2 separate regions of the Homo sapiens genome follow, and region 2 is linked to region 1. Evidence: read pairs that join two places in POLR2A ChIA-PET (ENCODE). Cell type or tissue: A673. All regions are shown on one strand. Each heading gives the region's core, and the rest is flanking DNA. Links, peaks and the distances in the headings are about the cores only. Region 1 has its middle 6.7 kb from the start of APOBEC3A. Region 2 overlaps NPTXR (neuronal pentraxin receptor).

The links. ChIA-PET counts read pairs that join two places held together with the same protein. Peaks named below come from ENCODE experiments on the same cell type or tissue, not always from the same donor. Only the 100,000 strongest peaks of a DNase experiment are listed, where the experiment ranks them.
Region 2: POLR2A ChIA-PET joins it to region 1 with 5 read pairs; 2 of 35 experiments call an interaction of 5 or more read pairs at or near these places.

The regions. Positions count from the first base shown.
Region 1 is chr22:38,946,777-38,955,099 of GRCh38, forward strand. No RefSeq gene overlaps it. Among named protein-coding and RNA genes, the nearest start is that of APOBEC3A, 6.7 kb to the right of the region's middle. RefSeq lists enhancers at 2,829-3,679, 7,546-8,323. In A673, for the core only: no CTCF peak of the experiment used is centred there; no DNase peak of the experiment used is centred there.
Region 2 is chr22:38,828,772-38,837,094 of GRCh38, forward strand. The region is part of intron 1 of NPTXR (neuronal pentraxin receptor); the gene reads right to left. Among named protein-coding and RNA genes, the nearest start is that of NPTXR, 11 kb to the right of the region's middle. In A673, for the core only: no CTCF peak of the experiment used is centred there; no DNase peak of the experiment used is centred there; H3K27ac peaks cover 978 bases.

The DNA of each region.
Region 1 (8,323 bases), core at 85-8,084:
GTTCAAAACCAAAAAGGAGGGTTGGTTTTCGTCAAATGGGAGATACTTTCAAAATGTGTGGCTCATGGCAGGGAAATGAGAGCACTGGGGACTACTGGAACAGAACCGCCTGGCCCGGGAGAATCCAAGGAAGGCTTCCTGGAGGAGGAATGGCAGAGCGGACCTCTGCTACTGCAGCAGGAATGCCCCCAGCTGCTGCTGGGGAAGGGCTTATGTTGGCTGGGTTTGCCTTTGGGGCAGAGTGGCTGGCTGCTCCCCCTGCCCAGCGAGGGTAGTTCTGGGGAGAGTTGCCACGCTCGGACCCCATTTCCCATCATCCCCAACCCTTTGCATTGGTTCTTGCCAGCAGATGTGAAGATAAAAAGCTGGCCAGACTTCCCACTCTCCTTCCGCTTCTATCCCTGTGCGCTGAGGCCTCCGAGGAGCCCTCTGAGGCTTCTGATTTGCGACCTGGAGGAAATTGCCCGTGTGCTCGGAGGAATGCCTGCATGACACTCTTGTGTGAGAGAGGAATAGACGTCTTTTGTATTAAACCACTGCAGTGTCGGGGTTTATTTGTTCCCTATGCAGTGCCTCTTACTTCACCAGCACCCAGCCTAGCAGATCGCTTGAGCTCTGAACCTCTGGTGGGGCTGAATGGCGGGATTAGGAAGTGATACCAGTCTTTGAAAGTCTCCCTCACTGAGTCACTTGATCCTCATTCACTCAGGGCTCATAAGCCGAATACCTGGCGCTGATGATGCAGAGATGACACTGCCCTGCTCTTACAGGAGGTACAACCCAGTGGAGAGAACAGGCGGAAAGTCCAACAGCCACGCCCCCCTCTCTCTACTCACTTTCCCCCAGGGTCTTCCTGGGCTGATGTTTCCTAGAGAGTTGAGGGAGATGTTCCAAGCTGAGCAGGTGAAAGGGACAGTACCAGGGAGAGGGCCATCGGCCAGAGAGGTCAGCGGCAGGTAGGAGCAGGGACATGTCGTAGGTGGAGGAGAGACATTGGTCCTGGGGCTGCCAGGGGCTGAAGTGTTGATGTTAACTGCCGGGATCACTGTCAGCCAATCAGGGCTGCCACGTACAGTTGCTCAGCCTCGCACTGCTCAGGGAGGATGAGTAGAGGCTGGCACCTGGAGAAATGTGTCTGTACAGAGCAGGGGTACTTTTCTCTGACTATCACAAACATGCCAAATGAGTCAGGTGCCCTGATACCAGTGAACTCAGGGTCAGCACTTAAACTCATTGCTTATTAGTGATGAGACTTCACAGAAGTAGGGGTGAGAAGTGGGGGTGAGGGTAAGAGGAATAATGGAGCCACTTCTGCTGCTGCACATGAGTGGCACCTTCTTGCTTAAGCCTCACGGCAGCCATGTGGGCAAGGGGTTCTTCTGGTGCGGGGGAGGGAGTTAAGGTTAGGTGGCTTGCCTAGATCTATATTCGGGACATCTCAGAGCCTCAGCCTCCCCGTCCATGTAATAGCAATTGATCGACTCCCTCTGAATAGGGTGAACCTCTGTCCCTTTTGCCCTGGATGGGGATGCTCTAGGCCTGCTGTCCCTGCCATGGGTGACAGCACCCCTGTCACTCTTGAAAAGGTCCAGGTTCAGATGAAAAGTGCCACAGTGACCCTACTTCCAAGGCAAGGTATGAGGCTAGAAATGACCAATTGCCAGAAAGAGCTTGCCAGGGCAAAGGCATCACCTGGCAACATAGTCAGGGAAGACAGGGCCTGGGAGGGAAGCGCTGGGGCTGCCCAGAGAGGCATCTATCCAGGAAGCTGCACAGAAGGGGCTGAGGGTGCAGCTGAAGGACAAGCACCTGAATTCAAACTCTGACCTCACTCACAGAGCTCCCCGCTGCTGGCCAGCCCTGGTCAGAGGGACAGGCCAGGCAATAAGAGGAGAGCCAGCAGTGAGTCTCCCTGTTGGAAAGGGGCCACACATATGCAGTCAGGGGGCCTTGGGAGCAGCCCTGTCCCCACCCCTTCCTGATCCCACCCCACTAGAGAGGGAGCCCAGAGGTGGGTAAAGGGCCTACCATGCCCCGCGCCACTTCCTCCTGTGTGTCCTTGGCTACAGGACATCCCCTGCCTGAGCCTCAGCATCCACATCTGGAAGCTGGGAGTAATGAGAGTTGCTCACCTAGGGGGATGGGGTGAAAATTAAACAAGATTCTGCCGGCAAGGTCCTTGGGTTTGCCCACAGCTCCTCACAGCCTCCCTCTCTCTCCTATCTCTCACGTCCCTCCCTCCTCTCCCGTCATTGTCACTGTCCCCAGACCTCCTCCCTGTGCCCTCTTTCCACTCTCTCACCTCCTACTCCATTCAACTCCCCTGCTTTTCCAGAATCAGGGAAACTGAAGGATGGGCCTCAGTCTCTAAGGAAGGCAGAGACCTGGGTTGAGCAGCAGAATAAAAGATCTTCTTCTAAGAAATGCAAACAGGCTGTTCATCACCATCTCCAGGTGTTCACAGACACCAGCAAAGCAATGCACTCCTGACAAGTAGATTTTTTAAAAAATCAGAGTGAATTAATTTTAATTAAAAATTTATCTTATGTTTTGGCCGGGCGTGGTGGCTCACGCCTGTAATCACAACACTTTGGGAGGCCAAGGCAGGTGGATCACCTGAGGTCAGAAGTTCAAGACCAGCCTGATCAACATGGTGAAACCCTGTCTCTACTAAAAATACAAAAATTAGCCAGGTGTGGTGGTGTGTGCCTGTAATCCCAGCTACTCAGGAGGCTTAGGCAGGAGAATCACTTGAACCCGTGAGATGGAGGTTGCAGTGAGCTGAGATCCAGCCTCGGCGACAGAGAGGGACTCTGTCTCAAAAAAAAAAAATTAAGTTTCAAGAATTAAATTGTATGATTATGGTTAATACTCTGGGAATAGCTTTCGATTTATTAATGAAATGATTGTTTTAATTGGCTTTGAAGCTACACTTCTAAAATAAAATGTTAAGAATCTTCCATAATTTGTTAGGTAATTGTACCATGAATTGCAAGTGTGTAAATAAACACTAGGAAATGAATAAATGTCATTCCTTTTGGAGTGGACCTTCATGTGGGGCAAAAGTCACACTAACTCCTTCTGGGATGAGAAAACACAGCTAACCCTTCCGGGACAAGCACCTGAATTCAAACTCTGACCTCACTCACAGAGCTCCCCACTGCTGGCCAGCCCTGGCCGGAACGGACAGGCCAGGCAATAAGAGGAGAGCCAGCGGGGAGTCTCCCTGTTGGAAAGGAGCCACACGTGTAGTCAGGGGGCCTTGGGAGCAGCCCTGTTCCCACCCCTTCCGGATTCCACCCACTAGAGAGGGAGCCCAGGTGGGAAGGGTTCCACATGGAGGATGGACTCTGCCCCTGGACAGCAGCCCCCACTTCCCAACCTCAGCCATGGTGGGCACTGGTGCTCTCTTGCCTTTCCATCTGCAGAGCCTGAAGCCCCTGGGTCCAGCCTCCCGGCCCTGGTCACCCTGGACGACAGGATTGTCCAGAAAGGGCAGCCTTCCCCAGGTCTCCCCTTGGCAAACTTCTGCTCACATATCTGGGGCCAAACTGTGCCACAACGTTGACAGTGACTATATGGGCCTGGGGGAAAATAATTATTTAGTGGAGGGGATTAGAAGCAGCAGTGAGAGGGGATGGCGCAGGAGGGCAGGAAGAAGTCTGGCAGCCGTTTAGGCCCGAAGGGAAGAGCTAGTAGACTCAGATCCATGGAGAGATGGAAGGAAAGGAGAAGAGAGGAGGGAGGAGAGGGGCAGGGCAGGGCTGCAGGCAACTGCGGGAGGACAGGAGGCAGTGGACACGAAGGAGCCAGGAGGACAGGGGCGTGGGAACAGAGGGAGCTGGAGGGAGGTCTGTGGCTGTGGGGACCAGCAGAGCTGCCTGAGGGGCTGAGTAGGGTTCGGTCATTACATACAACAAGATCCAGGCCTGCGACCACGCTCAGGATCCAGGCTCTGCCCCCACATCTGCTCCTGCAGACGCAGCTCTCCTGCTGGTCACCTGGTGGCCCCCAGAGGGATGGCTGGCCATCTCCAGGCACTGGGCCTCATCCCAGGGAGGAAGAAAGAGGTCGTGGCTAAGCTGTGAGTGAGCCCCAGGGGACAGGGGGCCTGGGCCCTTGGAAGGTGGGGTTCTGGGGGACGGTGGTCCGGTCTCCCTGAGACCCGCCCTGTGACATGACTAACTGTGGGGTTCTTTCACCAGGGTGAGCCCCTCTTGCCTCCCTTACACTGGCCCCTTTGCCCAGAATGACTGCACAATTTTTATCACTTACTTCCAATGAGTGGAGTCAGGGCTGTTATCAAACCCAGAGACACAAGCAAAGGGCAGGGCGTCACGTGGGGGTGGTGAAGGCTTCTCTGGGGACCCTTCAAGCCTGGCTGCCATGAGGTGCCAGGGCAGGAAGCACACTGTCCTTCCTTAAGCTCCCACAGTGTGCCCAGCCCTTGATGGAAGTCTCAATTTAATTATAAATGCAGGCTTGAGGTTGCCAGTATCAATCATCTACCCAACTAATCTATAAACGAGTGCAATCACATTTAAAATGTTGATAGGGCTTTACTGGAACCTGACAAGCTGGTCATTGCATTCAGAGGACTTGGATCCACTCATTTGATTTTGAAAACTACGAGAGATAAAGAGAGTTAAGGTAGAAAATGTCAATACATGGCTGGGCATGGTGGCTCATGCCTGTAATCCCAGCACTTTGGGAGGCTGAGGCAGGCAGATCACCTGAGGTCAGGAGTTCAAGACCAGCCTGGTCAACATGGTGAAACCCTGTCTCTACTAAAAATACAAAAATTAGCTGGGTGTGGTGGTGCACGCCTGTAGTTCCCAGCTACTCAGGAGGCTGAGGCAGGAGAATCGTTTGAACCCGAGAGGCAGAGGTTGCAGTGAGCTGAGATCACATGACTGTACTCCAGCCTGGGTGACAGAACAAGACTCTTGTCTCAAAAAAAGAAAAGAAAAGTCCATACTATTTTAAAGCTATAACAATTGGAAGAGTGAGCTGTACAAAGTCTCAATACAGTTATAAAGCTATAACATTCAGAAGGGTGTGTGTAGGAGGGTGGACGGGTGCTCAGAAGGAAGCTCTAAAGCCACAAGGAGAAATTTCACCCCCTTTGGACTGGACATGGGCTGGGCTCTGGCAAATTGCACAATGCAAGGTGCTGACATTATTGCCCACTAGGTCACATTGCCTAAGAGTAGCAATTTATAAAATCTCATTAGAGAGTGCCTGTGTAAATTCTTTATTTCTGGGCCACCCGTGTACTTCCTCATTAGTAAGGAGGAGAATTAGGTGAAGCTCATGGTTGTGGATTGCTGCAGTTTGCACAGACTTTACAAAAAGAGCTTCAGCTGGTGTCCTGCCCCTCTAGGGCACTCACTGGGGCTTTCACGCTGGCATTGGAAAAGTGGGCATCGGCAAGTTCCGTGGCTGAAGAGGAAAAAGAAAAGCAAGCTTTCACCCGCCCTGGGTGAACTGTGAATTCTAAAGTGTGTCCCCAGGAATATTGGGAGACCTCAGCAGTTTACACTTGGTGGGTTGAACAGGGTTTGTTAGTATGAATTATTCATCCAATATTGAACACCTACCTGTGCACAGCACGCTTGCCTAGTGAAGAGAGCAGGGCTGCTGTTCCTGCTCTGTGCCCGGGTGGGAGGCAGACACAGGGGCTGTCATGGGAGAAGCTGGGCTCAAACAGCCCATGAAAAGGGACCCATGCACAGGCACAAAAGCCCCGAGGAAGAAGCCAGCTTGGTGCACTCGACGGAGCATCACCCACTTGGCTCAACAAATGTGTGGTGGTATGTGCATGTGTGTGTGTGTGTGCATGTGTGTCTCACACATGCGTATTTATCTACATATGCAAGAGGATAGGAAGAAATACAGGAAAACACTTTTGTAATCTTGTGGTTGAGAAAGCTGGCATAAACAAGGCACACAATGCCAGACACTATGGCCTTCAGGCCTCCCTGCCACGGGGATGCTGCCTTTTCTGCTCCGGGTGTTTCCACGAGGCAGGCATGGAATCTTCCCTGGACAAGCGACATACCGTGGAGAGACAGGTAAGAATTTCTACACATAGGAAGGGTGGAGCAGCCATGGTCTTAGATGTGAGCCCAAGGGAAGACAGCCTGATATATTTTACTGGGCCATATTTGAAATTTCTGCACAGCGGAAGACACCATACAGTAAACACAGGAGCCTGCGAGAGAACCTCTGCCGAGCACCAGTGAACGGCCAAGTGACACGAGTGACACCATGAGCTTGGTGCCCTCTCCATCCCAAGCCAGAGGCGGAAGCCAGGCCCTTCCTCCCAGCCCAGACTCCTACATCCCAAACTTGAGCCATGGCACACATGCTGGGCACTTACTCTGTGCATAGCAGAGGGAGCTGAGCTGCATCCAGAAACAGACCTAGGAGCTCACAGACCCAAGGCCTGGGTCTCCACCCCTGGAAGAGGGTGGTGCCGAGAGCAGGGCCCCCGGCTGTCACTGGCCCGGAGCTCACCGTGCAGGGGCAGCCCAGGCCCTCCGGGGATGGCACTGGGGTGTCGGAGGCCAAGGAGCAGAAACAGCTGTGGATGCTTCCCTCGGAGGACTGGGTGGGGCCGGGACCACCAGGACCTGCCCACCACCTTCTCTATGGGGCATCTGGCTGTGTCTGGGAGTATCTTGTGGAAGGGTCCTTTTTACCATGTGGGATCGGTGGTCCAGACTTGTCTGGGAGCCAAGGATACCAGGCATGTCAAGTAGGCTCTTCCAGAAGGTTTTCCCTCCTGGGATGTCTGTGTCTCTGCCCCTCTCCTGCTGCCTGCATCAGGAAGGGAGGGAGCAGATGGGCTGGTGAAGTGAGCAATGTCAGTCACATGCATGGACTGTCCAGGGCTCATTCTGTGCTGAGGGTCCTCCCGTGAATACGTGGCTCACCAGCGTCCCACCCCATAGAGAAGGTGGGGGGCTGGCCCTGGCAGCCAGGGCTGGAGTGGGAGGAGGTTGACCAGGAGCATGGGGGTGAGGGAGAAAGAGAGAGGGACCCCACTGTGCTGCCCTAGCACAAGGGACACTGGTCTTCCTGATTCCTGGCCTTCCACGAGGTGGGACGCCCCTCCTTCTCTGGGCTCCTTCTCTGCCCCGCGGGGTGGTGGATGCAGTAGGGACCTTCCACCTCAGGACCTCAGGAGCCGCATATGTGGTACACAGTGGGCCTCCTCGACAGCTGCTCATGAGCAAACAGGCCCAACTCCTTCTGGTGGCAAAGACACAGACACACACAGACACATAAGCACACACAGACAGTGACAGGACAGAAAGGAACCTTCCCCGGGGTTTCCCAGACACACCCAGATGTCTACCTCAGCTCTGCCCCAAGTCAGAGGATTGCAGCAATTCTTACCGTGAAGAGTGCTGGGGAAACCACGTCATCAACCCCGATCCTCTCGTTTTCATTTCTGGGTTCTGACAACAGCCCCAGCTCCACCCCTTGAAACAAGTGACCGAAAAATGGACAACATGTAGTCACTCTGGGCAAAGAGGCCACCCCAGTGGGGGTATGGGGGACAGAGGGCCCCACCCTGGGAGGACAGCACTGTCCCCTGTCCAAGGGCAGGTGCAGCCACCTCCTCCACCTCCCTATTCCCCCCACCCTTTGTCCCCCCCGCCCCCCCGAGCTTGGCCCCTTTGCTTGGAGAGATCCTTTGGTTTTTTCGATCACTTGCTTCTAGGCTGAGGAGGGCGGGGCTGTTGTCAGAGCCCAGAATCAAAGCCAGAGGAGCAGGTGGACGCTGAGACTGTCCCCTCACCCTGCTCCACGGGCAATGTTGAAGTGGGCATCTGGGTGTGTCTGGGGTATCCCAAGGAAGGGTCCTTTTCGTCATGTCACTCTGTTGGGGGCGGGGCACAGGAGCAGGGAGCCCTTTCTCTCCCGAGCTCCTCAGACTCCCAGCTTCCCTGGGTCTCATCTCAGAGCTTTGCCTATGACCTGGGAGCCCTGTGGGTCCAGGGGAGGGGACTGGACGCAGCCCCATGACAATGCTCAGACCTGGGCTAGGAACTGGAAGCCTGTGGTTCCTCTGGGCTGTAGGGGTTGGGGCCCCACAGTGATGGCAGAGCCAGGACCTCATACACAGCAGCATGGACTCCAGACCCGAGCGGGACCTCCGTTCTGGTCCCAGGGTGACCTGGGCTGAGTGGCCCAGCAATCAGGGACCACTTCAGGGTCCCTCTGCACTGGTCTGTCCCTCTCACCCAGTCTGGACCCCTGTGGGGCACTTGCCCTGTCCCCAGTTTTCCTTACAGGGGACCTGGGCAAAGCC
Region 2 (8,323 bases), core at 206-8,205, 120 kb before region 1:
GGGGTGTGGGGCGTGGCCATGAGTGCTGTGAAGGTCCCCCAGGTGGTTTCAGGGTGCAGCTGGGGCTGAACGCCCCACCCTAGTCCTTCATAGCAGCAAGGCTAGACACTGATAGGCTGGTAAAGGGGCGGACCATCTTAGTCTTCATTCCCTCACTCAGCAAGCTTCTCTAGAACGGTCCTTGGCAAAAGGCTCTGTATGGCCACTGGGCCCACTCAGGGCGTGAAACAGGGACTTCTGGAGCAGGGCCCCGGTGGCTTGACCATACCAGGGTGACAGGTGGTTGAAATCACATACTTTGGAGTCAGACAGCCCAGGGTTCAAAACCAGCTCGGTAACCAATCTGCTATGTGACTCTGAGAAAATATCCTGACTTCTCTGAACTTGTTTACTCAAAAGAGAGCTGCACCTATTTGGAGAGTTGTGGGGAGGACTAAGGATTAAATATCAATAAACAGAGCCTGCTTATTGCAATTGCTGTCTAGGGCAGGGTGTTCCAGGGTAGGCTCTGACATCCCCCATCCAGCCCGGGATGAGGTCTAAGTGTTCAGAGTTCCCCATGACATGCCTGTCTTATCTTAAGACCCCAAGGGCAGCAGAACTGGGGCAGGAGCTGGGAGGGTTTCCTTCCCCTTCTCCTGCTGGAAGAAGGCCCCTCTGGGGTGGAGGAACGCAGGTGAGGCCGCAGGTCCAGACTCTTCAAGGGGACAGTCTGTGGCAGACATGTCACAGAAATGTCAGTAGGAGATTAATAATTCAATGAGCTGCTAGGAGCTAAATTAAACCTTCACCATCCTCCACCATCCTCCTGGATTCCCCCTCCTCCATGGTCCCCGCTACCAGGCCTGATGCTTGCGAACTCCCCAGGGGCCTGGGAAGTTTTTGCTCAGTCAGTTCCTTGCTCCCAGGCTTAGGCCCCAGACACGAACTCATTGCATTCTGTGATTCAGTCACTGAGCAAACATTCAGAGGGCACCCCCATTGTGCTGGGCACTGCCCCAGATGCTGAAGTTGTGGCTGGAGGCAAAACAGAAAACCAAGAACCCCACCTTTCCTCAGTTTCCTAAGCTGCGAGGGGATGGCCTTGCAGCCTGGGACAAGTATAGAATCCCCTGTCCAGCCTCACTGGCCCAGCCAATGGCCTTGTCAGTCATTTGCTGGGTGACACTGGACACTGCTGGTGGCTGCTGTGACTGAGGGCCGCGTGTTCCTTCTGAGCTGTGCACTCCTCCTTAACTTCTCTGAGCCTGTTTTCTAGCCATGGGACAAGGGGAGAAGTGCGTCCCCTGCATCAGAGTGCTGGGGGCAAAGGACCACTGCCATGCTCAGTGCCCGAGACTTGGGAGCTGCCAGTGTGGACAGCAATGTGACCTCATTTTGAGGAGTTGCAGGAACCGGCCCTCGGCTCTGCCACTGCCCCGTGAGAGTAGGGACAGGTGGGCTGACACTCCGAGATCATTTTTCCCCTTCTATAAGATGGAGACACGGAATGCTCAGCCTCCAGGGCTGGCCAGCATTAAATGATGGCGTGTAAGGGAAGTGCCCAGAGCCTGGCCCACAGTGGGTGCCGGGGGCATGGTTTTGGGTGCATGGGGTAGGTGGGAAGACTGAATGGGACGCTCTTGCTGCCGGCTGAGCCTTAGCAGACACCTTGCAAACATTCCCTCTCTGAATCCACTTAACATGCCAGTGTCCCCATTTCAGGGGCAGGAAAACTAGGGTGAGTTAACTAAGATCACACCAGGAGCAGGAGCAGAGCTGGGATCTGAGCCTAGCAGTCTGGCTCGCCCGCCCCCTCTGCATCACTCGCCACGCAGCCTCTCTTGGCATCTGCCAAGCGGCCTCTCCAGAAGCCCTATTCCCTCTCTGTCCCACCTGTCCCTTGGCTCCCATGGGAAAGGTGAGGTTGCTTCACAGGGCAGGGGGTCTGGTGCCACTCACACTCAGCAACCCCCCTCTTCTGCTGGCAGTGGGAGGGGCTGAGGATCAACCTCTCCATTCCAGGCTGTAAGATGGGGCAACAGACACAAGTCACTGTGGTCGTCCAGGCTGGCTCTGGAAAGGGACCCATGAAAGCAGCGGGAGAGGGGGGACTCTGGCCACCATTATCCACCCCCCCCACCTCTTGTGTAAGAGGTCACGGCCTCCCAGCCACGCAGATGCCTACTTGGCCCACGAGGATGGGGTGGAGGCCAGGTGAAGGTGGGCATGGGATGGGCGAGGAGCCTTACAGTGCACTCCCCGCTTACATTCATCTTTGCTTTCCCGAGGGCTCCTTCTGTCAAGGTGCCTATAAACCCTGACTCTGGTGCAGACTAACCACAAAGCCTTGGTTTCCCCTCCTCTAAAACGGGAACAGGCTGGGCATGGTGGCTCATGTGTGTAATCCCAGCACTTTGGGAGGCCAAGACAGGCGCTTGAGCCCTGGAGTTCGAGACCAGCCTGGGCAACATGGCGAAACCCCATCTCTACAAGAAATACAAAGATTAGCCAGGCATGGTGGTGCATGCCTGTGGCCCCAGCCACTTGGGTGGCTGAGGCAGGAGGATTGCTTAAGCCCAGGAGGTTGAGGCTGCGGTGAGTCATGATCATACCACTGCACTCCAGCCTGAGCAACAGAGCGAGACAAAAAAAAGTGTGTGTGGGGTGAAACAGACTTCCTCTTGTTCATTCCCAGGACAGATGGAAGGATGGGAGGACAAGTGACAGGCCCTCATGGACTATAAAAGCATAATGCCAACTGTGGGGCTTGACTACATTAGCTGATGGGGCGCTCATTACCTCCAGAGCCTTCAGGTGACACTGGATGGCCCACAGGGTGACAGGGTCAGCCACCCACTGCATTCGAGATGGCTGGACTTCCAGGAAGCCTTGGACTGAGGCAATCAGCTCAAGGGGCGCATTTCATCTCAGGGCTGGAAGGGCGGGCTGGGGCAGGGTGTCCCTGGTCCCAGGTACTGTTCTGTCCTCAGTTCTCCACCCGCTCTGTGCCAAGCTTGAGGCCAGAGGGGCATGCGGGAGTGAGGCTGTGCACCGGGCCCATCATAGGCACTTGGCATGTGTTTACTCATGAATCCTCGCAGCTGCTCGCTGAGGCTGGCACTCTTCGTATCCCCATTTCACAGATGGGAAACCAAGGCAGGAGTCGTTTTGAATTGTCTATAGCAATGGGGCTGGGCCAAACCGATACCCCTGGAGCCAGCATCTCCTCTCTCCAGCAAAGGGAGAGAGGGAGGAAGACTTGCCAGGAAGAACAGAGGGAGGAAGATCTGCCAGCAAGAACAGGGAGTCGAGGCTATTTAAACAGACGCTGTTTGGAGGAGAAAACGTGCGGGCTGAGGGGGTGTGCGCTCAAGCTGTTCTTTTGTCAGAGCCACTGGCTCTGCAGCGGCCAGGAAGGCCATGGAGGAGGTGGGCTCGCCGGATCGTGTGTGAGTCCCTCCCCGTCCCAGTGTCTGAATCAGAAGAACACGACTCCCGCACCCCCACTTCCCATCTGCTGTGGGCGCAGGCTGTGCCGCGTGGGCTCCCGGCCCGATGCCAACTGGGCCCCTCACCTAAGATGATGGAGGGAATGATGACGCCAGCACCCCCACTCAGCTCCTGCTGGGGCAGAAAGGTGGAGGCTGGGAACCCATGGCCTGTCCCGCTGGGAGTCCGGGGTGGGGTTTGGCGTAAGTGTGCTGGGCCTAGAGCCAGAGCCCCTTGTTCTAGGCCTGGCTCAGCCATAATGTGCTGGGCTCATTAGCACTCAATCAGAATGCTAACGGCAGCAGCTGTCTCCATCGAGCACTCGCTGCATGCCAGGCCCCGCACTAGGGAAGATCTGTGCAAACAGTTCTAGGCTGCTCTCAACAGCCTGGGGAAGTAGGGAGGCCCACTCAGAGATGAGGGAACTGAGGCTCAGTGCCTGTCTAAGGTCACATACCTGTGACGCTGCAGAGCCAGCACTCCAGCCTGGCCTTCCTGATCCTGAAATCTGTGCTCATTCCTCAGGCTCACACTGATGGTCTGGGTCTGTTGGTTGATCTGCCAAGTGGGCACAGTGCTGGTTGCCCTGCCTAACTCGAAGGCAAGCAGGAGAGGTACTAATGGCCACGGGAAGTCTAGAAGATCCAGAAGGTTGTGTGAGACTATGGCGCAGGGCAGCTTCACAAAGGGAGACTGATAGGAGGGTCCTGCCAGCGTGGGGTGGCTGAGGCTGGGAGGATGCAGGGAAACCCCATCACCTTAGCCCCACCCGGGGTCTATTCCCTTGCTGCAGGGAGCAGAAGGCAGGTGCAGGACTCCAGGGCCAGAGTCCCATCCTCTGCACAGCCCACAGACTGTGCTCATTCCTCAGGCCTACACTGCTGGTCTGGGTCTGTTGAGGGTCAGGGTCCCACCCTCTGCACCACTGCCCCTGCCCAGGATCACCCAGGTAGTGGTACTCCCAGCTGGCAGTGAGGCAGAGGCTGTTCTGGGACGGCCAGACCACCAGGTTTTGCAACGGTGGGAGTTTGGGGTCAGAAAGCTTTCTCAGAGAAACCCCATCCTGCCACCCCACCTCCCTCACCAGGGGCAGACTGCAGGGGCACCAGGACCAGGTGGAAAGTGAGCAGCCTTCAGGGGGAGCAGTGTGGACCACGGCCCCTCACCTCCCCCATCCAACCATCCCCTGAGTTCTGAGTCCTGCTAGGGCTCACACCTGGGCTTCACCAGCTGAGTGGCCTTGTTATGTAACGGTGCCATGCCTCAGTTTCCCCATTGGCCCCAAAGGGTAAAAGAGTAAATCTCATAGCATCGTGGTGAGGATTGACTGAGTTCATAGACAGAAAGCGCTTAGTGCGCGGTAGGCATAGGAAGCATCACAGGCGTGTCTACTATTAATGTCGTGACTAACAATTTTTTTTTTTTTTTTGCGATGGAGTTTCTTTTTTTTTTGAGACAGAGTCTCGCTGTTGCCCAGGCTGGAGTGCAGTGGCACGATCTCGGCTCACTGCAGGCTCCGCCCCCCTGGGGTTCACGCCATTCTCCTGCCTCAGCCTCCCGAGTAGCTGGGACTACAGGCGCCTGCCACCTCACCCAGCTAATTTTTTGTATTTTTAGTAGAGATGGGGTTTCACTGTGTTAGCCAGGATGGTCTCCATCTCCTGACCTTGTGATGGGGATCAGCTGATTGGAAACGTTTGGTTCTTGAGCCTGGGCAGGGGCCTGGGTAGTAGTATTTATGCCTTTTTGCCCATCTGAAATACTTGACATGATTTTCTTTTAAAAACAGGAAAACAATCCTAAAGTGGCATCTCTAGTGGTTGAATCTAACCCTGCTTCTTACCCAGAGCTTCATGAAGTGGTGTCTCTAATGCTTGAATCTAAACCTGCGTCTCGCCCAGAGCTTCACTCAGCTCCTAGCCTTCTCCCTAGTCCTGGCTACTCTCCGCTGGACTGTGCCACAGCTTCCACTCCCACCCTCCACACAGCGGCCAGAGGCAAATCCAGCCATGTTGCTCTCCTGCTTAAAATCCTTCCACAGCCCCGTCTCCCTGCCAATAAAGTCCCTGTCCTCCTGGCTTCAGCCCTTACCCCGACAGGACATAGGTCACGCCCACTGAAAGTCCTCTGCTGCTCAACTGCCCCAAACTCCTTCTCACCCTAAGGCCTCCACACATGCTGTTCCTTCTCCAAGAACATTCTTCCCGCCCCCACCCCTCCTCTGCCCATTGCCTGCTCATCCTCCAGATGGCAGCTTCCCTGATGCCTGAACTGAGATGCTCTATAGAGAGAGAAGAGGGCCCTGAGAGCTTCTCTGGCAGGGCTGCAGAGCACTCATCCATCCATCCATCCATCCATCATCCATCCATCCATCCATCCATCCATCCATCCATCCATGTGTGCCGCAGCAACATGGCGTCGTAGTTGCAGACACGAACTGTCACGTTAGACAGGCCAGCGTCATTTTCAGTTCCTTGCTTACTAGATCTGCGACCTTGGGCAAGCTGCTTAACTCCTCTGGCCCTCAGTTACCTTATCTGTAAAATGGGTGTAATAATAGTACCTACATTTGGGGATATAAATAATGATAAAATGAAAGAACAGATATGAAGTGTGGTCAACCATAAGAGGCAGTACGTGGTTGTCACATTACTATTATTCTTTGCTGTTATTGAGAGGCAGGAGAGCATAATGTGTCATGGTGCAGGCCCTGGAGCCAGACTGCCTGGGTGGAAATGCCAGCTGAGTGAGCTGGACAAGCTTCTGAAACTTTCTGAGCCTCAGTTTCCTCATCTGTAAAACAGAGATAGTAATAGTACCATAGTTCTTGTGGGATTCAATTGTAAGGCCCTTGACAGGCCTGGTGCAGAGGGTGAGCTCACCCCTGCTGCCTCTTGCCAAGTGCCAGGTGCTGTGGCCCCAAAGGCAAATATGGCCCCATGGTTCCGCAGGTGGCGGTGCTCCCAGCTGGCGGTGCTCCCAGCTGGCGGTGAGGCAGAGGCTGTTCTGGGATGGCCAGGCCACCAGCTCTTGCCAAGGTGGAAGTTTGGGGTCAGGAAGCCTTCTCAGAGAAACCCCATACTGCCACCCTGCCTTCCTCTCCAGGGACAGACCCAGCAGGTGGCTCCGCCTCCTCCTACCCAGGTGGGGAACAGGTGAGTGGTGGGCAAAGGACAGGTTGGTTTTGATCATCCTGGTCTCCTAGTACCACTTTGGAGCTGAAGGAAAGAAGACAAATGGGGAGGAGGATGAGGAAGAGGGAGCAGGGATGGGGTTGGCCATGTACCTCCTGGGTCCGAGACCCCAGACCGTGTCTAAAGACCCCTCTGGCCCCAGGCCCCTTGCTCCTCCCTTCAAAAGTCCCTCCTGTCAGGCTGCTGCTTCCAGAAGCCCAGCTGGGAGTTCTGCTGAGGTCCTGCCTGCCCACACACCTTCCGGGCCCCCAAAATCCTCAGCAGATGGAGGTCCCCCACCCCTAGCCCACTTCAGTGAGAAATCCTGGCTTGGTCTTGACTCAGCCTCTGTGGCTGTGGGCAGGTCCCTCAGCCTCTCTGAGCCTCAGCTTCCCCTGGAGTGAAACAAGGGCTGTGGAAGCACATAAGTGCTCCCACCTTGGGTTGGTTGCTTCTATCCCTGTCCCCAGAGTTCCACGGGGATGATGTGCCCAAGACTGTCCTGGGGAGACGCCCCCCCGCCGCCCCGGCACCCCACCTTCTTCACTCTGTGAGGAGCACCGACCTCTGAGTTCATTCCACCTCCTACAGGCAAAGATTTACAAAATGGCCAATAAACATAAGAAAAGGTGCTCAACGTCATGAATCATCAGAGCAATACAAATTAAAACCACAGTGAGTGCACTACACGCCCACCGAAACGGGAATGTTTTTAAAATGACCATACCGAGTTTGGCGAGGTTTACACGCGGGCGGGCTTGTAAACTCTCTCAGCTACTGTGGGGAAATGTTTGGCTGTACCTTCCGACGCTAAATATATGCCCCTCTTGCAACCCACTCCTGTGGCTCGATCCAGGGAGAAATGAGGGCTGACAGCCGCCAACAGATATCCCAAGAATGTTTACAGCAGCCTTATTTGTAAATCAGAAACAACCCACAGATCCATCCACAGAAGAACGGGTAAATGAATTAAGGCTCGTCCGCGCAACGGAACACCACACGGCAATGAAAACGGCAATCCTCCGTGGGTACACGCAATAAGCCTGGATGCCACAGACGTGACATTGAATGAAAGATCACCAGACGCAAGGGTGCACAGCTGTCTGCGTCCATTTGTACGAAGTCCAAACACAGGCAAAACTGACTACGGTGACAGGAGCCAGAATAGCCGTTGCCTTTGGAAGGCTACTGTCTTTGGGGGCACCAGGGAGCCTTCTGGGGGTGCTGGAAGTGTTCCAATTCCTGATCTGGCTGGCGCTTTCACAGGGGTATCCATCCACAAATTTTCATCGAGCTGTCCACTTACGATTTGTGTCTGTTTAAGTGAGATCTGTGACCTCTTCCGTATCTTGAATGTAATATAAACCTCAAAACAAACAAGTCACACAGGCTTTTTTATTTTATTTATTTATTTTTTGAGATGGAGTCTTGCTCTGTCGCCCAGGCTGTAGTGCAGTGGTGCAATCTCAGCTCACTGCAACCTCAGCCTCCCAGGTTCAAGCGATTCTCCTGCCTCAGCCTCCCGAGTAGCTGGGACTATAGGTGCCCGCCACCATGCCCGGCTAATTTTTTGTATTTTTAGTAGAGATGAGGTTTCACCGTGTTAGCCAGGATGATCTTGATCTCCTGACCTCGTGATACGCCCACCTCAGCTTCCCAAAGTGCTGGGATTACAGGCG